2 separate regions of the Homo sapiens genome follow, and region 1 is linked to region 2. The links are chromatin contacts, found by Hi-C or POLR2A ChIA-PET in ENCODE. All regions are on one chromosome and are shown on one strand. Each heading gives the region's core, a stretch centred on a gene start or an enhancer-like site at or near the end of the contact. The rest is flanking DNA. Distances are from core to core; before and after follow the strand shown.

Evidence for each region. Hi-C counts contacts between places; a loop is a spot of excess contacts on that map. ChIA-PET counts read pairs that join two places held with the same protein, here RNA polymerase II (POLR2A). Pooled maps may share reads with other maps.
Region 1: a map of OCI-LY7 shows a loop between it and region 2 (4-fold over the local background). The contact joins the enhancer-like site here to the promoter of ZEB2-AS1 in region 2. A Hi-C loop is called at or near these places in 4 of 168 maps with a recorded cell type or tissue (B cell, K562, OCI-LY7 and 1 more), 25 of 37 single-sample maps with no recorded cell type and 14 of 50 pooled maps. POLR2A ChIA-PET finds 5 or more read pairs at or near these places in 2 of 52 experiments (HEK293 and activated B cell).

What each region holds. Positions count from the first base shown.
Region 1 is chr2:144,238,751-144,242,819 of GRCh38, forward strand. All of the region lies in intron 1 of QTMAN (queuosine-tRNA mannosyltransferase), which reads right to left. Among named protein-coding and RNA genes, the nearest start is that of QTMAN, 92 kb to the right of the region's middle. RefSeq lists a silencer at 672-751 and an enhancer at 2,199-2,278. Within about 2 kb of position 2,186, at least 4 of the 41 ENCODE cell types and tissues checked have a DNase peak (open chromatin) inside an H3K27ac peak, as active enhancers do; they include B cell and OCI-LY7, where a contact is called at or near this core.
Region 2 is chr2:144,517,645-144,521,313 of GRCh38, forward strand. It overlaps ZEB2-AS1 (ZEB2 antisense RNA 1), which reads left to right and starts at 1,970. Exons shown (of 4, transcript NR_040248.2): 1 at 1,970-2,030; 2 at 2,315-2,466; 3 at 2,571-2,641; 4 at 3,110-3,255. ZEB2 (zinc finger E-box binding homeobox 2) reads right to left here and starts at 2,475. Exons shown (of 10, transcript NM_014795.4): 1 at 2,295-2,475. RefSeq lists an enhancer at 1-205.

The DNA of each region.
Region 1 (4,069 bases), core at 936-3,435, 280 kb before region 2:
AATAATATAAGCTCGTTGTTTTTGCTTCAACTTCCATTCAATGCTTGAATTACCATAACTTGGCTTCCTTAGCCATCACTCTACCAAAACCACTATTGCTAAGGCTGGCAAGAACCAATTACTTATTCTCATTCCTCACTCTACTAGACTGTGGCATTGGCACTCCTACCCACCACACCTCTTTGAAACTTTAATGATAACAAGATTATAAACCTCCAGCCTCAATGAAAGAATCTAGCATCCCACCTTCACACATCATCATCACCCATGCCCTCTGCACTTCTGCCACCAGAGACATACAACAAATAGGCATACAGAGACCATTTCAAATGCTAAGGCTATTCGAATATTCTATTTCTTGAGGGCCTAACTGCTTAGACAACCAAAAAGACAGATATACGCACTGTTAAAAAAAAGAAAAGAAAAAAAAGAAAAAAAAAAGAAAAGTGGATGCTACAAGCTATCAATATAGAAACGTATTTCATTATTTTCAGTTATTTAAGGAAAAATAAATGTTTGGAAGTCAGAGATTCCAAAAGAGCAATGCTACAAAACAAGTGTATAACCTCTTAAAACTAACTTCCCAAAGCTAAAAGTTCATTATTATTTGTTTAACACTTGCAAGCCAGAATATCTACAATTGCCAACCTAAGCTAGCATCCGTGAGTCCTCTTGTTTTGAATGTAAGGTTTTCTATGACATCTGTCATCTCACTAACCAGAAGTGATGCTGCTGACTTTGACTGGTGGGGGGTGGGAGGGGAGTTGACCCATTCCTTCCTCCCTGCTAAAGCTACAATCTCTCAAAAGGCTGGCCTCCCAGAATGATGTGAACTAAGCTTCTTTGGTTAGGGGTGTACCCAGCCCTTTTCTTTAAACTGCTCAGAAGACAGAACTTTTCAGAAAACCCACAAAAAAATGGCTTATTTTCATTAATTTGCTTTGTATTGCCATCATTCATTGTCTTCATTTTTAATTCAGTGATATTTATAGCCAAATGAAATGAAGTACAGTCAGTTTTCCTCAATCTGTCTCAGTCTACTCTTCATCTTCTGGGACCCAATTCATGTGATCCTTTAACAACTATTTATTTCACACCAAACTAGTTATCTCCCTAAAGCCTACCAATCTAGCCTCTGGGCATATTTCCTAAATAAAAGCATTAGATCTCTGTAAACCTAAAATTTGCATACTAAAGGAACAAATCAGCTATCAAAAGGCCTAGTAGTATATAGCAGTTGCTCACCGCTAAGCAGAGTTTAAAATTCATTTCAATTTATTATTTTTTAAAGAAACAGCAATTGACTTCTTCCCTTTGCAAAATGCAGTTTAATGGGCCTAGTTAAATTAGAGGTAATAGTGTAAAGCAAGTGTTTTAAATTGGTAAATTCTAAACCTTTTAATAAAAGTACATCAGTCAGAAGTTTTAATAAGACTCAGCAGGACAGAGAAGAATTAACAGTCTGTAGGAATCAAAAGGGGTGATAGGCAATGATAACCTTAAACATTTGCATAGGGATTTATAATTTCATTGCTTAAAGGTTAATGAAATTATGTGGTATTTTGCCCACTCTTATCCAGTAAATGATTTCATGCCTTGATTTGTATATATTTACCAACTGAATCCTATAAAGAAAAAATGACTCCTTTATCAATTAATCTACGACATTTTTACTTATACACTTCTGGGTGCACAATTATCATTACCTATTCTAACCAATAACTGGGTCCTCTAAAACACAATGTAAGGTTTCCAAAGCATCTCAGAAAAAAGAACAAAATCAGAATTCTGAAAGTACATTAAATTGTAATGTGACTGCTTTTTTAAAAACTAGATATATTCCTTTATTTACTTTATACTTCAAGTCTACTATTGCTAAATACTGGCTTTTGCCAAATATTAACATAAAATCCACCCTAGAGATTGATGAAGGCATTCAGGATACACTGAGGGTGAAGATGGAGAAATGCAAACAGTCCACACAAACAAGTAGAACAGGTTAAAACAGTAAAAGGATTCTAGGCCAAAGCAATTGTTTTAAAACATAACAGCATAAAAACGACACACTACTGAGGCCTTGCCTCACTGAGCACCCAGGAGGGTGCAGGGTCAGCTGCTTCACTTAATACCCAGTTCTAAGAAAAAAACTGCAAAGAGCCTCACTTAAGCAGAGTGGTGCTTCCTACCCTGGCTGCACGTTAGAATCCCCTGGATAGCTTAAAACAAAAACCTAAAAATCCACACTTAGGCCCCATAACCAGAGATTCTGGTTTCATCAATAATTTATAGACACTACTCAGGGTGATTTCTTGATTTCTTAGGTGCAACTAGGGTTGAGAAATATGCCAGAAAGCACTGGTTCTCGAAGTGTGGTCCCTGGACCAGTAGCAGCAGCAACAGCAACAGGAAACATGTTTGAAATGCAAATTCTCAGGCCTCACCCCAGACCTAGTGAACCAGAAACTCTGGAGTGGGGCCCAGTGTTTTAACAAGTCTTTCAGATAATTCTCAGATGCACTATGTTTGAAAAACACTGCTTTAGAGTAAGAATGGCCTGGTTTTCAATTTTCTCTCCACAATTTACTAGCTATATGACCCTTGGTCAGCTCTCTAAACTTCTTCCCTCACATGCAAAATAAAAGAGTTAGCTACCATTTCTTTAACGTCGAATGTGTGCCAGGGTATGCCAATAAGCACTTTATATACATTATATAATTTAACCCTTACAGGTTTGTCAGATAGATATCATTACCATTTTACACCAAAAGATGATGAACCTCATCCAATATCACAAACTAGTAAGCAGAATCAGAATTTAAACTCAAGTTTTTAAAATTCCACAATTACTGCTCTTTCCCTATTCCTCAAAATATTCTTGCTGATCTTTCTTTTTTATTCTTCTTTCCTTTCTTTTCTTCTGTTTTGTCTTCCTTTCTTTCTGTCCATCTTTCTTTCTGTCTTCCTTTCTTTAGGAGGAAGCTTATCTTGTTACTATAAAGCTAGATATTACCTAGTGTGTAAGTGTGTACAGTATTTACTATGTGACTACAAAGTACTTAGCATTCTACCACATGCCAGAAAGAAAAGAATTAAAATACAAAAAAAAAAATGAAAAGAAAGAAAGAAATCATAGTAACGAAGCTATGAGCTAGCTGGAGATAGATCCATTTTGCAAAACATAGGGACACATATGATTTCATTCTTAACTGGCAGGTGGAAAACAGAAATAACTCAGAAATTCATGAGATTGGAGCTCAGAGACCAAGGCATGACACCAGGAAGTGGAAGTTTGACTTGCTCTGAAACAAGGAGTAAAAAGTTTCTCCAGCACAGGAGGAGAAAAAACAGCTAGAGAATATAGCACAATAGAAAATAAAGCTAAAGTAGTTAAATGGGTCCAGATTGTGACTCAGAATAAGAAGAGCTTAACTTTAGTACAGTAAAAGTATAAAATGTTTTTTCACAGAATATTTTTGATGAACTGATAGTAAAGAGATAAAGTTAAAATCAAGTCATAGGAACTTATCCTAGAAAAAATATGAACCAAGGGTTATGCTGAAAAAAAAACAAGCAGGAGAAAAAGTTACTTCTATTATTAAAAGTGTTAAGTGTGATCCACTCTTTACTGTTTCCATGGGCTATTCATATCCATTACATAATATTTTCAATCATCCACTAATCCAACCAACACTGACTGATCACATTAAGCTAGGTATCAAGGATAAAAAGTAAGCTTCTGACTCAGGGCACATGGAGCAGCTTTACATAAGAAACAGACTGCCAAATGTTTTATGCAACATTAACATAAAGTTATTAGGAATTCCAAAGGCCACTATAGACAGACCAATTGTTAGCAATGACTGTTGTGAAATTCCCGAAAGTCAATGAAGTATAAGCTAGCCAAAATGTTATGCATATAAAATATAAGAGGCCAGGCGTGGTGGCTCACGCCTGTAATCCCAGCACTTTGGGAGGCCGAGGCAGGTGGATCACTTGAGGTCAGGAGTTCGAGACCAGCCTGGCCAAGATGGCAAAACCCCGTCTCTATTAAAAATATAAAAATTAGCTG
Region 2 (3,669 bases), core at 720-3,219:
GAGACAAGAATTACATCTTCAAAATGAGTCATAACTCCTGACCGTATGAGGGAATGCACACGGCGGTACAGTAAGACCGCTTGACTCAGGGCTAGGCGGACCCTTTCCTTCGAAAAGTCCTCAGCCCCCGGCTCGGGAACTTGGGGTGAGGCGAGGTTTTCTTTTCGTTCTCATCTTTTCTCATCCCCCCACCCCCCAATTCCCAGAGGAAACAAACAAACAAACAACGCGAAACAGCCCCTGGATGAAGCACACTCGGGCAAATTGATAATAGTAATTATAGGAAGCCCACTCGCCCAGCGCCCCCTCCCCTCCCCTTTTGGAGTTTATCGAGGCACTGTCTCTTCCTCCCCCCACCCTCGCCCCCAAATTAAGATTTCCCGTTTTACGCCGCAATGATAAATATAATTATAAGCCTCTTTGGACACTGTCCTTTACCCCACCCCCCCTCGCCACTTTGACAATATTTACTTAAGTATTTCCCCCCACCTCACTCACACACATGCTCCCCCACACTGGTTCCCTTAAATAGTTCCAGTAGAATTTTTTTTTTCCCTTAAGAAAGGAAAGAGAAAGTCCAACCACTACGGCAATACTTTTAAGCTCTACTAAATGATCGTATCCTTTCTGGCTTCGAAACTTTTGTACCTAAAAATCGAGAGAGGCGCTGCATTTTTTCAGTTGAAACTGTCAAAACTTGGAGAAGGGGGACCTCGGAGGCAGGCAGGAGAGGAGGAGAATCCTGAAAACTCGGTGGAGGTTGGGAAGATGCTGTGCCTCGAGGATTAGTTTAAACAGGGGGCTATAAAAGATGTAACAGATGCAAACTGTAACACAAGGGCCATTAACCCTTTCTCTGCCGGGCACACTCAGTCCCCACGCCCCACACCTATTGTCTCCTGTGCTAGAAGCTTTGCAGAAAACCTGGAAAGTGAGTATCAGTTTCCACACATTTGCTGAGAGGGGTGAAGGGAGGGGGGCAGAGAGAAGGGGAAGTGGATATTTTAGAAAGCACCTTAAATTTACCTAGGCATACATAGTAGGAGACTTTTAAGTTTGACATATTTTATCATTTCTTTCCTTGTCCTATTGATTTGAAATTGTTAGGGGAAATCCTGAAATAAAGAAATGGTCACACAAGTGTCTGGGATGAAACAGCTGGCCTGTCTATATTCATCCTGAGACACACGACTGCATATAAATACATGTTTAATAAAGTAAGTTGCTAGTTTTATGGGCATGTGTGTGTGTGAGAGAGAGAGACAGGGCATTTGTGCTGTAAACTTTATCTTTGCCTGTTACTCCTAAGTCTGGAGTTAGTAATCTTGCCTTCATCATTACAGGGGGAGCATGTAAAATATATCAGTAGGTGGGAGATAAACACATTCATGTTAGCCGGGCTCATCACTGTTCCTGGGAACTCCTGCTATCTCTCTCTCGACTTTTCAGTGCCAAAGTATGGAATGGGATATATGTGTGTATGTGTCTTCTATTAAATCCATGTCTATATTACTTTGCCACTAAAAATACAATTTTAAAAGTTATCCTAATTTAAAACCCTGATATCCTGACAGCAGTTTTCTTCCCAGCTGTAGTGCCCCCCCCTCCACTTTGGTAAACGACTCAAGTTCCATGAGGACTTTCACTTCTTTATTTATAATCACAGAAGTGAGGTGTTACTTCACACACATACACACACAAAGAATGAAATAAAGAAATGAAACTCGCTAAGCAGACAAAAACAGACAACTTTCTGCTTAGAAAACAGCCTTCTCGGTGGGAGAGGATGAACTGCCATGTCTAAGAGAAAGACTTGCCCCCGAATTTGTAGGTCTGTAACTGACCAAGTTTTGTAATTATTAACAGGTATTTGCCAAGTCCTAATTGCTGAATATAATGAATTGGAACTAGATGCGAAAATAGAGCAGGACCTCTCCCCTTGATGAGTTTTTATTCCAGCCATATAATTCTCAATAAAACTTTTCCTGGGCTGGATAGCAAAGGACACCTTTGGTTACCTGAATGAACAGGTACAGGGGAAATTATTTGGGGGAGGGAAAAAGGAGAGAAAAGCAAGGAGAGAGAGTGTGAGTGTAAGAGAAAGCGAAGAAGCCACTCTTGAGAAAAGCTTGCCATAAAGGAGCTAAACCCACCTGAAATTCCTACCCACGGACACCCCTTCTCACTTCAGACTCACATCCCCACTCAAAATGAGAAAATTAGAAAAGGAGGATGGAGGACGAGCACACCAAAAAGGGATAAAAAGAGAGAAAAGGGGAGGAAAAAAAACCTACCTGCGAAGTCTTGTTTGTAGTTTTGGCCAGAAATGGTGAGAAGAAAAAGCATGAAGAAGCCGCGAAGTGTGGGGGAGAAAAAGGTGGAAGCGAAGAAACAGCTCCCGGAGCAAACTGTACAAAAACCTCGCCAAGAGTGTCGGGAGGCAGGACCGTTATTCCTGCAGAGCAGGTTAGAACTGATCTCTTTCGGCCACTCCAGGAAACACAAACCTGGGGACGGACTGACGTGTTACGCCTCTTCTAATGACATTTTTTTCTTTTTCTTTTCTGTAGGAGAGAGACGAGAGACCCTGAAACACGCGCCACCTATCTTTGTGGGGAGGGATAATTGAAGCGCCCTGAGCGTGAGCATCATGTGAAAACGTGATCGCCAAGTTTCTCTCTGGGAAAGGATCTGGGATAGATTATACCTTGAAGTCTCCGCAAACGCTTTAGTGGAAGAAATGAAATTCCACCTCCCTCCCTTCCTCCTCTCCCTCCCTTTCGCCTTCGCCTCCCTCCCCCCTCCCTCCCTTCTCCCCCCCTCCACCCCCCCCTCCCCGCCCGTCAAGCCTTTGGCATCATTATCCTCATCACTAAATCCTACAGAGTACAGGGCGGAAAACGGTGCACACCATTCACAGAACTGGAGAACTCCAAGGGGCGAAAGTTAAAGGGAAAGATCCCGGGTCCTCAATCCAGATAGTCTCTTCTTATACAGATATCTCTAATGACCAGATTTGAGATGCACATCAAATTGTGTAGGTATCTCAGTACAGCTTCTGGAACAAAGTTCTCTGCCCTTTCTCTTATTGTTATTTTTTTCTTTTTAGGTACCAGAGCCAGAAAAAAAAATGCTGCATGGGAGCTGCATCTTAGGGCATGTGTATTAGGGTGTGTGCATGATGAATTTCTGGACTGGATCCCAATATTAAAAAGTAGTTTGGCATTTTAATAAAGGGTCTCTAAGTAAATTAAAATAGAACACTCGGTTGGCCGATCTCTGAATCTCTCTACACCTCGGGGAGACCTCACTACAAAGTAAGGGAGAGTGTGTAGGGAGGCAGGAGGAGAAACGAGAAAGGCCATAGAGAAACTTAGCAGGGAAGGGAGAGCATGATATTAAACGGCATGGGGTCTAAGTTTTGGAGTATATATTTTTTGATATTACAATTAAAGTAAGATTAAAAAGAAAAGACTCCACCTTTGCTCTGAAGGGATTGGTTATGCAAATATGGAAGGGATTTCCTGGAGAATACAGCTTTCTACTGTATGGTTAATTAAATAATCACTCAAAAGCTTCCAACGTGACGCTTCTGTCGTAATCCAATCAGGTTACATAGGTCCTAAACAAGAAAGATATTTTCCACATCTGGAAGTCAGCAATTTAGCA